2 separate regions of the Homo sapiens genome follow, and region 1 is linked to region 2. A link is an interaction called in ENCODE POLR2A ChIA-PET data of the cell type or tissue named here. Cell type or tissue: GM12878. All regions are shown on one strand. Links, peaks and the distances in the headings refer to the core of each region. The heading gives the core; the rest is flanking DNA.

Region 1 (7,455 bases), core at 1,557-5,556, 710 kb before region 2:
ACCTGGCCTGAATGGGAATTATTATCCTCATTTTTGGAGATGAGGAAACTGAGGCACATGAAAGTTTAATAACTTGCCCAAAGTTACACAACCGTGAAGTGCTGGAGCTAAATGTGAAGCTAAGCAGACTGGCTCTGAGGATGGAGCCCCAAACCTCCACATTGATGCTGTAGTTATTAGCAGAGAATTAACCAACTTAGAGTTAGTGGTGGCTTACAGAGTTCAAGCGGCCAATATGATTCTAAATAAATAGCACACTTAGAAAGCATTTACCAAGGAGGGAATGGGGTGTTGTTTAACAGGTACAGAGTTTCAGCTTTCCAAGATGAAAAGAGTTCTGGGGATTAGCTGCACAACACTGTGAATGTACTTAACACTACTGAATGGTACACTTTAAAATGGTTACAATAGTAAATTTGTTATGCACTCCTCCCTCCATATTTGTGAGAAATTGGTTCCAGAACCTCCCACAGATACCAAAACCCAAGGATACTCAATTCCCTGATATAAAGTGGCATAGCATTTGCATATAACCTACACATATCTTCCCAAATATTTTAAATCATTTCTAGATTACTTATAAGACAAATTACAATTTAAATGAGGAGTAAATCATTGTTACACTATATTGTTTAATACAATAAATTATGGCCACAACAAAAATTAAAAGGTATATACCAAAACAGGATAAGTTAAGAAACAGAAGAGCCTTGAATATTTTCCAAGCACCCTTGACTAATATTTTGGGACAGTTTGCAACAGCATGTTTGATTTTATTTTTATGTTTTTCTACACATAAAAACTATCTTAAAAAAATTCTTGGTGATCCTCTAATTACCCTGATTTGATCATTATAATATACGTTTGTGTGATATCAAAATATCACATGTACTCTGTAAGTATGTATAATACAACTATCATGTACCTATAAAAAAGATTTTAATTCTTTAAAATTAGCTTTGAAATACAAAAGTATTTGATATATCAATTTCTCAAGCTCACAGTCATTTCTGTTGATATACTTTTAGTTTAATAGACTTCCTAGAAGTGTTAAAAAGTTCCTAATTCCTAAATAAAATTAGTCTTTCTCAGCTCTGCTTAAGAAGCATATATTTCAACAAATTAAACCATGAGACACATTAGAACTCACACAGATACTAAATTTTCAAAAAATGAGTAATTTGGGGCCAGGTGTCGTGGCTTACACCTGTAATCCTAGCACTTTGGGAGGCTGAGGTGGGTAGATCACTTGACCTCAGGAGTTTGAGACTAGCCTGGGCAAGATGGTAAAACCCCATCTCTACAAAAAATACAAAAATTAGATGGGCGTGGTGGCTTGAGCCTGAAATCCCAGCTACTTCGGGGGCTGTGCTGGGAGGACTGCTTGAGCCCAGGAGGCAGTGAGCCGAGATTATACCACTGCACTTCAGCCTGGGCAACAGAGTGAGATACTGTCTCAAAAAATAAAAATAAAAAAAAAAAAGGAGTAATTTTAAAGGGTGTACTCACTATGAAAAATGGTACTGTGGTTTCTCAAAAAATTAAAAATAGAATTACCGTATGATCTAGCAGTATCACTTCCAGGTATATACCCAAACCAATGGAAAGCAGGATCCCACAGAGATTTGCAAATCCCAAATCCAAGATGCTTCAATGAGCATTTCTTTTGAGTGTCGTGTCAGTGCTCCAAAAGTTTCATATTTAAGAGCATTTTGATTTTGGAATTAGGGATACTCAACCTGTACATACAACAGAATATTACTTTGCCTTAAAAAGGAAGGAAATTCTGATGCATGCTACAAAATGGAAGAATCTTGAGGATTCTAAGTAAAAATAAGCCAGTTACAAAGACAAATACGGCGTATGATTCTACTTAGATGAGGTACCTAGAGTAGCCAAATTCAGAGACAGAAAGTAGAACAGTGGTTGCCAGGAGCTAGTGGGAGGAGGGAATGGGGAGTTATTGTTTAATGGGTAGAGAGTCTCCACTCTGTAAGATGAAAAGAGTCGGGGAGATTGGTTGCACAACACCATGAATGTACTTAATATTACTCAACTGTACACTTTAAAATGGTTACAATGGTCAATTTGTTACACAGTCCTCCCTCACACATTCCTGGGAAATTGGTTCCAAGACCTCCCTATCAAAATCTGAGAATGCTTAAGTCCCTGATATAAAATGGTGCAGTATTTGCACATAGCCTACACACATCTTCCTGAATACTTTAAATCACGGACCCTCAATCCCTAGGTCGCGGACGGGTATTGGTTCATGGCCTGTTAGGAACTGGGCCACATAGCAAGAGGTGAGTGGCAGGCATTACCGTCTGAGCTCTGCTCTGCCTCCTATCAGATCAGGGGTGGCATTAGATTTTCATAGGAGTGCAAACCCTACTGTGAACTGTACATGTGAGGGATCTTCGTTGCGCACTCCTTAGGAGAACCTAATGCCTGCTGATCTGAGGTGGAACAATTTCATCCTAAAACCATTCCCCACCCCCCCGCCACACACTGTCCCGTGGAAAAATTGTCTTCCATGAAACTGGTCCCTGGTGCCAAAAAGGTTGGGGACCTCTGCTTTAAATCATCTCTAGATTACTTATAATATAAATTACAACTTAAATGAGAAATAAATCATTGTTATACTATATTAAGGAATAATCAAGAGAAAAAAGTTCTGTATATGTTGAATAGAGACACAGTTTTTTTTTTTTTAATACTTACTTTTTTGGATACTTACGATTCTCAGTTGTTTGAATCCACAGATGTGGAAACCGCAGTTTTTTTAAGTGAGTATATAAAACTATGTGTTTAAAAATGGGAATGGGCCATAATGGCCTTCTTAATAAAGATAAAACTGATTATTCAATGATATTAAAATATTGAGATACTCATTCAAAACACATTTAAAAAGCAACTCTGGAAATGAGGACAATTAAATGATGCAGCCGAGAAAAACAGATAGAAGGATCATGTAGGTAATTTAGAATAAGAGTCCTAAATCTGGCCAGAAAGGAAACCATCAAAATGACTGCTGAAGTGGAACAGGTGATTTCCTAGAGAACAAGACAATCCAGCTTATGACCTCAGGCCCTCAATGTGCTCATTCATGCAGGAAGGTAAAGTGAACTGACATGATCAAAAGAAACAGCTTGTGCACATGAACTCACCTTCCTAAAGGACTCCTCTTCTGCATCATCCAGAGCAGTGTTCTCATCAAAGTCAATCACACGATCATACATCTGAATGTTATATTCATCCCAAGTCACAGTATCATCACTGTTTTTATCATATTCAACAAACTGTTGTTTTGCTTCTTGCATAGCATAATGCTTAAAAGACATCTGAATCCATGAACTGAGTTCACCTATGAGAATTTCCCAGAACACAACGCATGTGACGTTAATTCTGATACTTAAGAGTAAGGATTTCCAAACCTTCTCTGAAAAGGCAAAATCTTTGATGTTTGCAAATACTGAGAATTGGCCTAGTTGTATTAATAGAAATGGGGTAGGAAGTGGGAAAGGCTGTTTAGAAGAGCTCATGAAGCTTTTAATTATTTTTTTTTGAGATGGAGTCTCGCTCTTTCACCCATGCTGGAGTGTGCAGTGGTGCGATCTCAGCTCACTGCAACCTCTGCCTCCCGGTTCAAACGATTCTCCTGCCTCAGCCTCCTGAGTAGTTGGAACTACAGGCATGTGCCACCACACCCGGCTAATTTTTTGTATTTTTAGTAGAGACGGGGTTTCACCATGTTGGCCAGGCTGGTCTCTAACTCCTGACCTCGTGATCCACCTGCCTCGGCCTCCCAAACTGCTGGGATTACAGGCGTGAGCCACCATGCCTGGCCGGAGCTTCCATACTATAACATATGATCTAAATATAATGTAAGCTCCATAAAAGTTTGGGTATGTTCTGTTCACTGATGTACATCAAATGCCTGGAAAGTTCCTGGCTCTGTAAGTATTTGTTGAATGAATTACCAACTGGCCAAAATAGCACTTTACTTTTAAAAAAAATGTTATCCAAAATCTTGCAGAAAACCTTTGCTAACTACCACAGATCTCTCAGGAAGCATAAATATTTTGATAGCTATTTATTTTAGTATGTATGAGAAAAAACAGTGTTTTTTATTTATGAAGGTGACATAAAGTCTTCCTTTAAAATAAATTTTATGTGAGTTGAATTAAAACTATAGTAAGAAAATAATAGATGGTTAAGTAGATATGGCCTAAATTCTGAAAAGGTATTCAAGTGACTGAGAATACTGCTTCAGTATATTACCTTTAAATATGTTGTTAAAACATCTGGAGTAAATTTTAACGAAGTTATGGGTAGCAATTTATGCCCTTCCTGCAACAGCTATCTGTCTTAACTTGGTACCTGAAGGCATGGGAAAGTTTCTAAAATTCAAATGTTCACTTTTCAATCAACTTTTAAAAAATCTATTTGGCTGGGCTCAGTGGCTCACGCCTGTAATCCCAGCACTTTGGGAGGCTGAGGCAGGCGGATCACCTAAGGTCAGGATTTCGAGACCAGCCTGGTCTCGGGTAAAACCCCGTCTCTACTAAAAATACAAAAATTAGCCGGGCATGGTGGCCAGTGCCTGTAATCCCAGCTACTTGGGAGGCTGAGACAGAAGAATCACTTGAACCTGGGTGGCAGAGGCTGTAGTGAGCCAAGATCACACTACTGCACGCCAACATGGGTGACAAGAGCGAGACTCTGCCTCAAAAAAAAAAACAAAAAACTATTCATAAAAATATTTACTAAACTACGTTAAAGGAAACAAAGGGAGGGACGAACACGAATATTTGTGAGGACAGCATGAGTATACCATTTATCAGGTTCCTCTGTACATGTTGCCTCTAATCTTCAAAACAATGCAATTATAATCATCACTATTATACAGGTGAGGAAACTGAGGTTCAGAAAAGTCCAAGCCTTCACAACTAGTAAATAGCAGAGTCCAGATTCAAACCTGTCTGGCTTCAAAGCCAACTCCTACTGAGTTTTGCTACCTCTTAACATCTGATTCCAGACCTGGCCCTCAAAGAGCAAATTGCCAAAATTATCTTAAGGGTCCTCAAGTAGAATGAAGGCTTTCGTAAGCACCATGAATCTTTCTTCTAGTTTATTTAAAGAGATCACCATGGCATAGAAGAAAACAGAATGGAACAGGGATCAGAAATGTGGGTTCACACTTCAGCTTTGCCATCAGGGGGTAGTTTACCATCTCAAGCTTTTCTTCTCATCTGTATAATGAATATTTGGACTAAAACTTTTCTAAGTTTAAACTTCTTAAAACCTTACTATTAAATATTTGAACATATCTAGGTCTTGACAGATAGGTACCACGCAGTCTTCCAAATCAACGTGTTGTGTTCTTTGATTACTCTAGTATAACCAAAGATTGACTTATTCTTAGATTGGATAATCAGAGACCAAAGGTCTTGTTATTATTGTCTAACTAAGTGGAAGAAAAAAGCCCTTAATCTTCCAGAGGGTTCCAATGTGAATATGTCATTGACAGCACATCTTAAATTTACCAGTTTTTAATTGTCTCCAGCAACTTAATTCCTTGATGGTGAACAGCATTTAAATGAGAGTTACAGAAAAACAGCTAACTTAAGAGTCACAATAACAACCTGAATTTTTCTGAGGACCCACTTGGAACGCTGACAGGGAACATCATTTGAATTGAACAATGGGGAGAGACAACTGCACAGCAATTTATTTAGAACATTCTTTTAATAGTCTGTGCATTTCATTTCTGACTAGAGAATTTACCTGAGAGCATCAGATTTTTTTTTTTAACTGAAGGATATTAAAACCTGAATTAAGAGCAGGATACCTGGATTCTAGTCCAGCTTTGCCACTTATTTGTAGAAGGCACTTATCCCTGTGCTTCATTTCTTCATCTCTACAAAGTGATGTGGACAAGATGATCCCAAGGCCCCTACCAGCTCTAACATTTTGGTATAATGTTATAATAAACGTAATTCACAGGCAACAGGTCTTTTTCTACTTGCTTAAAAAAAGAAGCAAATTCCTAAAATTTAAATGAAGCATATATCAAAAGAGCGATAAATCATTTACTGCCTTAAAGTTTTGGGGCATATTTCTCTAAAATAAATCATATTGTTGACACTAACAAAAGTCACGTGAGAAAGAGGGTGTCTCAAGGTGTGACTTCCACATAGAGTACAGGGTCAATGATGTTTATATATAACTGGAGAAAGCACCGAGTTTTACTTGGTTCTCAGTGTCTAAAGATTTGTAAGTATAAAGCCTATTCTCCATGTCCTTTTCTCCTTCTCACAGGACTTCCAACTTGGGACACTAGCAATCTATACATTCAGCAGACACCGCTGCTTAACATATTTGTGTTTGTCTCCATTGTTAGTCGTGTAGGGCAGTCCTTACTTTCAGTGAGAAAGCCATCTGAGTCCAAGTCGATTTTCTTTATGATCGCCTGCAGTCTTTTTTGCTGCTCTTCGTGGCCGAGTTTAACATATTCATCCACATCTTCCTTTAGGGGGAAGCGACACACAGGAGGGCCAAGCATTACTATCAGTGGGGCAAAATGGTGGAGAAAAACAGGGCTACTAGAAGACCCCCTTGCCAAAGGGTTTCGGGGTGACCCGCACCTGCACTTCAAGGCCCCTACCCCCTACACACCCTCCATGATCTGAGGGGTAGAAGGGATCCAGCTCTTGGGCCGTGCTATCTCCTCAGGCTTTCCAGGCCCCAGGACCCCCAGAGAGCGAGTGCCGCGCCGCCCGGCCCCCATTGTCAGGCCGCCCCTGCCAGGCCTCGCCCGGCCGCCCCCCTTTGTCCCGGGACAAAGCCCGCGGCAGCCGCGGTGCGAGGCCCGGCCCTCCCAGCACCGGCCTGGCCGCCTCACCTGGACGCCCAGCAGCGCCTCGCGGTCGTAGTCGCTGCGGCGCTCGCCCAGCGGGTAGTGCAGCTCCTCGGCCTTGCCGGCGCCGGCCGCGGCGGCGCACAGCAGCAGCAGCCCCAACGCCGCGGTCCTCGGGCCCAGCCGCATCGCGCCGGCCCGCGGAGGACACCGAGGGACGCGAGGAGGGAGGCTGGCGGGGGCCCGGGCCGGCTGCGATGCTCCGCGGGCGGCTACAGAGAGGCGGTGCGACGTACGTTGAGGGCGGAGGGAACGGGAGGCGGAACCTGCGGTGGCGGCCACAACGCCCATGGACGGGCTGGGGGCCGGTCCACCAATGCGGTGCGGAGGCGCGCCAGGAGGAGGCCTATATGGCCGGCGCGGAGTGGCGGGGCACCAGGCCGCGCCGCTGATTGGGCAGCGCGGCGCTGGGGGCGGGCCGCCGCGATGTCGGGGTCAGCGGCCGCCCAGAGAGCTCCAGGAGCCATGCTGGGACTGCAGAGAGGGTAGACCTCTACGACCCGCGCCTTGTCGTTCCCCCGAAACGCTTCTAA
Region 2 (7,455 bases), core at 1,613-5,612:
TACATCAAAATACTTAATGTATTTTTTAATACCAGCTGTTTTCACAACATACAATGCCAGGTAGGTAGAAACTTAATTTTACTTCTAGAGATTTGAATTATTTTTAGTCCACAATCTATTAAAATAATACTACATTAGAGTCTAACTGCAGTGGTGTTAGAAGCATCTGTGGGGAATACCAAACTATTTGTACTGATAAACTATCTGATATTAATAAAAGAATGATTTGAATGATAGCTTTTCCTTTTTTTTTTTTTGAGACAGAGTCTCACTCTGTCACCCATGCTAACATACGGTGCACAATCTTGGCTCACTGCAACCTCCACCTCCCAGAGTTGAGCGATTCTCCTGTCTGAGCCTCCCAAACAGCTGGGAGTACAGGTGCGCACCACCACACCTGGCTAATTTTTGTGTGTTTAGTAGAGGTGGGGTTTCACCATATTGGCCAGGCTGGTCTCGAACTCCTGACCTCAAGTGATCCGCCTGCCTCAGCCTCTCAAAGTGCTGGGATTACAGGCATAAGCTTTTATTTTTTATTGTAGAGATGGGGTCTCCCTGTGTTGCGCAGGCTGGTCTTGAACGCCTGGGCTGAAGTGATCCTCCCACTTCCACCTCCCAAAGTGCTGGGATTATAGGTATGAGTTACCATGCCTGGCCTGCATTTAAGAATATTTTTATAGCAAATAAGAGAAATGTTTGACAGCTTTTATAAGAGATATAAGTAATTTGCTTCTTTTATTAATCTATTTGCTATGTACATAAGGACTTAAAGCTGTTTAACGTCCCTTACTAACAGGCTGACAAGATACTTTAGCTTTCATATTGTTAGAATATCCCAGAATAATTGTTTTATTTTATTCTATTGTATTTTATTTTATTTATTTATTTATTTTTGAGACGGAGTCTCACTCTGTCGCCCAGGCTGGAATGCAGTGGCGCGATCTCGGCTCACTGCAACCTCCGCCTCCTGGGTTCACGCCATTCTCCTGCCTCAGCCTCCCGAGTAGCTTGGACTACAGATGCCCGCCACCACGCCCGGCTAATTTTTTGTGTTTTTTAGTAGAGACGGGGTTTCACCGTGTTAGCCAGGATGGTCTTGATCTCCTGACCTTGTGATCTGCCCACCTCGGCCTCTCAAAGTGCTGGGATTACAGGCGTGAGCCACCGTGCCCGGCCTATTTATTTATTTTTATTTTTGTTGAGACAGAGTCTCACTGCTGGAGTGCAGTGGCGTGATCTCTGCTCACTGCAACCTCTGCCTCCCAGGTTCAAGTGAGTCTCCTGCCTCAGTCTCCCAAGTAGTTGGGATTACAGGCACATGCCACCATGCCTGGCTAATGTTTGTATTTTTAGTAGAGACAGGTTTTACCCTGTTGGCCAGGCTAGTCTCGAACTCCTGACCTCAGGTGATTCACCCGTCTTGGCCTCCCAAAGTGCTGGGATTACAGGTATGAGCCACTGTGCCTGTCCTCCAGAATAATAATTTTAAAATAATAAATGAAGGACAAAATAATTTGCACTACAAAGGCTGTGGATTTGGGTATAGATTTGTTACTTTTTCACCTAAAATCAAATATTTTTTTTGTAAGTCAAAAGAAGAACTTTTAAAAAATAATGATTTTAAACTCTTTAATACTGAGATGGGCTAGATGTGGGTAAGAGAGAATTTTATTACATTCCAACCTGGAAATTTCTAATAAATTTACAGTGTTGACACAGATGCCTCAAATCTTATTTGGTAGACATTTTAAGAATATTAATATATTGGAAGTTAAAATAGAACTATCAGTCTGTGTGAAATGTTTTCTTGGTAAAAGTCAAACTCTTTGTTTTTATTTCACAGACAATTGTGGCAATTAATAAAGACCCAGAAGCTCCAATTTTCCAAGTGGCAGATTATGGAATAGTTGCAGATTTATTTAAGGTAAGCTGGCCTTGAGAGAAATTGCTATTATCTAGATTGTCATCCGAGAAACTCTCAGAAATGGTTAGGGATGAAGCTATTAAAAGAAAACATTGTGTGTTTGTGTGTCTGTGTTTGTATGTATACTGTTAATATATGTACACAATTTTGACCTACTTAAAGTTAAGTTGCTCTAAGAGTAGATATGTGTTGTTTATATAGAGCATTATAACTTTCCTTTTAAGAAAGAGTCCAAATTGTCTTTAAAATATCCACATGGCGGCCGGGCGTGGTGGCTCACACCTGTAATCCCAGCACTTTGGGAGGCGGAGGCGGGCGGATCATGAGGTCAGGAGATCGAGACCATCCTGGCTAACACAGTGAAACCCCGTCTCTACTAAAAAATACAAAAAATTAGCTGGGCGTGGTGGCAGGCGCCTGTAGTCCCAGCTACTCGGGAGGCTGAGGCAGGAGAATAGTGTGAACCCAGGAGGCGGAGCTTGCAGTGAGCAGAGATCGTGCCACTACACTCCAGCCTGGGTGACAGAGTGAGAGACTCTGTCTCAAAAACAAAACAAAACAAAAAAAACCCACATGGTTTTTGGCATCTCATGTGCTAAGTTAATGCACAATGTGAAGTGATTCAAGTAATTTATAACCTGGAATCATATTTGGCAGGTACCCTAAAGAAATTAACATCAAACCCCCTTATTCAGGGATTTGCCAAGAATGCTAGAGCTTTTCAGGGGAGAGTAGGCACCCATATCCAGCTTATCTGTCTCAATAGGAATGCTCTGCTTGCTGTGTTTGTGGGTTAATGGCCTTCCTTAGCTGACGAGTGTAGGGAGAGCACTTATTTCTCACTCCTCACACTCTTCACTTTTGAGTGTTCCTTCTCTCTTGCCGTCACCTCCATATTTGACCTTCCCATGAGAAAAATTACTTTCATGATATTAATTAGTGAATTACAGGTGATGAGCACCTGATACTCATTTGGCTACATTTAAAGGTCATGACTCATGCGTGGCCTGGTCTCTTCTTTTTCCTGGGTCTGCCTACACGTTTCTAGGTTATCTTATGCAGAAATCACTTATGCAGGAATTGACACTCTGAAAATAGCATCCAACCCTAGGAGAAGTGGGTTTGCTGGGGTGAGGAACCCCTCATGTAGAACCACAGCGAGGGGCTATGGGCCTTAGTGGAGAGGCTTCAGCCTGAGAACAGAGCTACAGGTGGTTCCCTCAGCAAGAGGACTGGCCCATTTCTGTGACTTCACCAGCACTGCATATGATCTAGAGGAACCTAGTGAGTGTGCTTGGAGAGTACATTTGTACTTTGAAGTATGTTCATGCTCAGTGAAGGATGGAAATAGGACCCTTGAGCCGATTACTCCGTGATGGCTCAGACTGCATGCAAAGACTAGGATGGGGCTCTTGCTCTGGCTCAGTGTTGGGCATACTTCCCCTCAGAAGGCCCCCGCCAAAGAGCTTAGATTTTGGCTTGGGAAAAACATTACCCCTCTTCAGTAACCCTGAAGCTCTGTATTTGGTATTTGGGATTCAGGTAGGTCAGCTGCTCATGTTGCCTGGCCCAAGTGTGTAAGAACAAACAGTAATGCCAGTCATTTTCCCACTAAGATGTTCCAGTGGGAAGGGGGGCTGGTATGAAAAAGAGAATTTTTTTTTCTCTGTGTAATGATAACTTTGTTCACGTAGTAAGAATTCAGTTCTTACTATTGGTGTGAATAGGGGGTAAATATTATTTTTATTTAAAAGCAAAATTAAATACTTTCTGAACCTCATCCATGTTTGCAAGTAGATGTCTACTGTGGTTGCCTTTTTTCCTCAAGAGAATATTTTAATAAACTTGTAAGTAATTTTGTTACATTTTTCTGTCTGCCTGTGTACTATGTATTAAAACTCACATGGGGGCTTTCATGATAAAAAGATAAACTGTTAAGCAGTTGGAAATTTTCAGTGTTCTTCCAGTGGACACCTGCCTTGGGGCAGGAGCTTCTTTGTAGTCATTATTGATAGAATGGGGTCACACACATTGTGCTCCTGCATTAAGGGCAGCTCCAAGGTTTGGCATGAGACTATGCATGTGTGTGGACACGGAGGTTTCTCAGTGAGAAAGAGTCCTAAGACAGTGAAGTGGAACGAGGCCTTAAAAATCATCTAGTCAGCTGACTTCCAGTTTCAGGTTCTCAGGCTCCTTTTGGTATTTTAGGAAGCCCACATTGGACTAGAGAGAGACTTCAGACCAAGATATCATGTTTATGTTCTTTTAGCTAGAATTGTGTTAAGGCAATGACTATCTCCTACAGCTTAGAAGTTCTGAAGTACATGGCCAGGAGCGGTGGCTCACACCTGCAATCCCAGCACTTTGGGAGGCCGAGGCGGGTGGATCACCCGAGCTCAGGAGTTTGAGACCAGCCTGGGCAAGATGGTGAAACCCTGTCTCTACTAAAACTGTGAAAAACACATTAGCCGAGCATGGTGATGCATGCCTGTAATCCCAGCTACTTGAGAGGCTGGGGCACAAGAATCACTTGAGCCTGGGAGGCAGAGGTTACAGTGAGCCAAGATGGTGCCAGTGGACTCCAGCCTAGGCAACAGAGCAAGACTCTGTCTCAAAAAAAAAAAAAAAAAAAGTTCTGAAGTACAGTTATATATGTATTTGATTAATACAAAAGTAGAGAAGTTAATCACTCCTTAAAAAATGCAGTTTGGGAGGCCAGGCACAATGGCTTATGCCTGTAATCCCAGTACTTTGGAAGGCCGAGGAAAGGCGGATCACTTGAGTCCAGGAGTAGGAGACCAGCCTGAGCAACATGGTGAAACCCCATCTCTACAAAAAATACAAAAATTAGCTGGGTCTGGTGACGTGTGCCTGTGGTCCCAGCTACTTGGGAGACTGAGGTAGGAGGTTCACGTGGGCCCAGGAGATTGAGACTTCAGTGAGCCATGATTACACCACTGCACTTCAGCCTGGGCAGCAGAGTAAGACCCTGTCTCAAAAAAAAAAAAAATTCAGTTTGGGGGAAAAAAACTAAAGATTATAAAAATATTAAACATATGGCAGACTCCTCTTTGTTACCATGTGAGTAACACAAGCCAGGTGCATTCTTTTTAAGTTGCCTGTCCCAGAGAGATGTGATTTGGGACAATCCACAGGTTATGGGCACAACTAAGCCAGGGTCCTGCTTCTGTTCCCCTTCTCTCTCATTTCTCTGCCTCTCTGGCTCAGCAGGTACTACAGCTGGGTGGCTCACCACTACTATTGTACCTTGGATAAGGTGCAGTAAAAATCGCACCTTTGACAGACTCTAGGAACCTACAGAGTACGCATGAAGTTGTTTTCTCAGCTGAAATCAGAATGAGCTTATTGTAGGTGAATACTGTAGTAATTCTGACACAAGAGCACAGACAAAGTGGTTTGGTGAATATATTCCTTACTGGGGCGATCTCGTTTTTAAAAAATCAAATATTTAAAATATTTTAAAAATCAAATATTTAATACTTTTGATTAAAAAATAAAAAATACAATATTTGTATAATTATATTTCTTAATGTTATATATTTTATATTTTTAATATTTTATTTTTATTTTTTGTATTTTATGTATTGTAATTATATTTTAAAATTATAATTTTAAAAAATATATTTATATAACATTAAGAAACATATAAGGTAATATCTTTATATAACATTAAGAAATACAATTAATTATACAAATTATGGGTGAGAATTAATTAGCATTACCTATTTTGGCTTATGATCTAAAGAAAATAGAAGTCAAATAATAGCGTACAGAAAGGACTTTTTTAGCCTAATTTTTGTGTGAAAATTTTAAATTGCAAATTGTATCATGTATAACATGTATATACAGCTGTTAGACTAATAATTCCCTAGGTGATATTTTGCTCACCAAGTAGAACCGTATCTGGAGTAAAAATGAATATGCATAACATTTTATTCTCTTATATTAATTGTTTTGCTTGACCCTTCAACAATCATTAGTTATAAAGGACAAGTTTGTTTTTCCCTCAGAAATAATATGTTATAGTAATTAAGAGCTTTAATTCCAATTCTGCCTTGGCCACATACTAGTTAAATTATCTTGGCTAAGTTATTTAATCTCTGGACATCAGCTTGCTTGTAAGTAATGTAAATATTACACTACCTCTTTAAAGGTTGTAATGAAGATTAAATGAGATTATACTGTACCTAATACTAATAGAGTCTGTGACAAATATTAGCCTGCCTGTTCTGTCCAGGTACATAGTAGGTGCTGGTAAATATTATAATTGTAGTCACAGTGATAGGGCATAGGGCACCACCTGTTTTTTGTTTGTTTTAGTATAACAGCTTTACTGAGATATAATTCACGTACCATAAAACTCACCATTTAAAAATGTACAATTCAGTGGGTTTTAGTATTTTCACAGTTACACAACCACTATCACACATTTCATCATGCCAAAAAGAATTCCATACCTGTCAGCATTCACTCCCTGTTTTACATTCTGCATCTCCAGCCCCCAGCCCCAGCTCCTGGCAACCACTAATCTACTTTCTGTTTCTATACATTGGCCAGTCCTGGATGTTTCATATAAATTGAATTATGTAATATGTGATCTTTGTGATTGGCTTCTCTCAGTTAGCATAAGGTTTTCAAAGTTCATCCATGTTATAGCCTGTGTTAGTACTTTGTTTCTTTTTCTTGCCAAATAATATCCATTGTAGGGGTATGTAACATTTTGTTCATTCATTTATCATTTGATGGACATGTTGGGTTTTTCCCCTTTTTGGCTATTATGAATGATGCTGCTATGAACATTCACATATGAGGTTTTGTGCAGACCTATGTTTTCATTTCTTTTGGATGGATGTCTAGGAATGGAATTGCTGGGTCACCTGGTAACTCTGAGTTTAACATTTTGAATAACCGTCAGGTTGTTTTCAAAGTGGCTGCCCCCTTTTACATTCCCACCAAAAATTTGTGAGGGCTCCAGTTTTTCTATATACTCATTAATGTATGTTATTGTCTGTCTTTTTAAATATAGCCCTTCTAATGAGTGTGAGGTGGTATCTCATTGTGGTTTTGATTTGTATTTCCCTGATGGCAAATGACATTTAGTATCTTTTCATCTGCTTATTGGCCATTTGTATATTTTGTTTGGAGAAAGTTTATTTAGATCCTTTGTAATTTTTAAATCACATTATCTTTTTGTTCTTGAGTTGTTAGTGTTCTTTATATATTATGGATATAAGTCCCTTTTTGAATATTTGATTTGCAAATAGTTTCTCCCATTGTGTGGGTTGTCTTTTCACTTTCTTAATGGTGTCCTTTAAAGCATGAAAGTTTTAAATTTTGTCAATGCCTATGAAAAAGGGGGAGAAAAAGTTTTAAAATAAAGTTTTAAATTTTGATGAAATCCAGCTTACCAATTTTTTCTTTGTTGCTTATGCTTGAAGTCTCATATCTAAAAAACCATTGCCAGCCAGGCATGGTGACTCACACCTGTAATCCCAGCACTGGGAGGCCAA

The links. ChIA-PET counts read pairs that join two places held together with the same protein. Peaks named below come from ENCODE experiments on the same cell type or tissue, not always from the same donor. Only the 100,000 strongest peaks of a DNase experiment are listed, where the experiment ranks them.
Region 1: POLR2A ChIA-PET joins it to region 2 with 6 read pairs; 2 of 35 experiments call an interaction of 5 or more read pairs at or near these places.

Annotation. Positions count from the first base shown.
Region 1 is chr15:76,931,438-76,938,892 of GRCh38, reverse strand. It overlaps RCN2 (reticulocalbin 2), which reads right to left and starts at 7,144. Exons shown (of 7, transcript NM_002902.3): 1 at 6,908-7,144; 2 at 6,427-6,532; 3 at 3,171-3,367. The coding sequence starts at 7,051. RefSeq lists a silencer at 6,702-7,451. In GM12878, for the core only: no CTCF peak of the experiment used is centred there; a DNase peak (open chromatin) is centred at 3,082.
Region 2 is chr15:76,220,318-76,227,772 of GRCh38, reverse strand. It overlaps ETFA (electron transfer flavoprotein subunit alpha), which reads left to right. Exons shown (of 12, transcript NM_000126.4): 11 at 1,844-1,924. Among named protein-coding and RNA genes, the nearest start is that of ETFA, 87 kb to the left of the region's middle. In GM12878, for the core only: no CTCF peak of the experiment used is centred there; a DNase peak (open chromatin) is centred at 4,062; H3K27ac peaks cover 2,312 bases.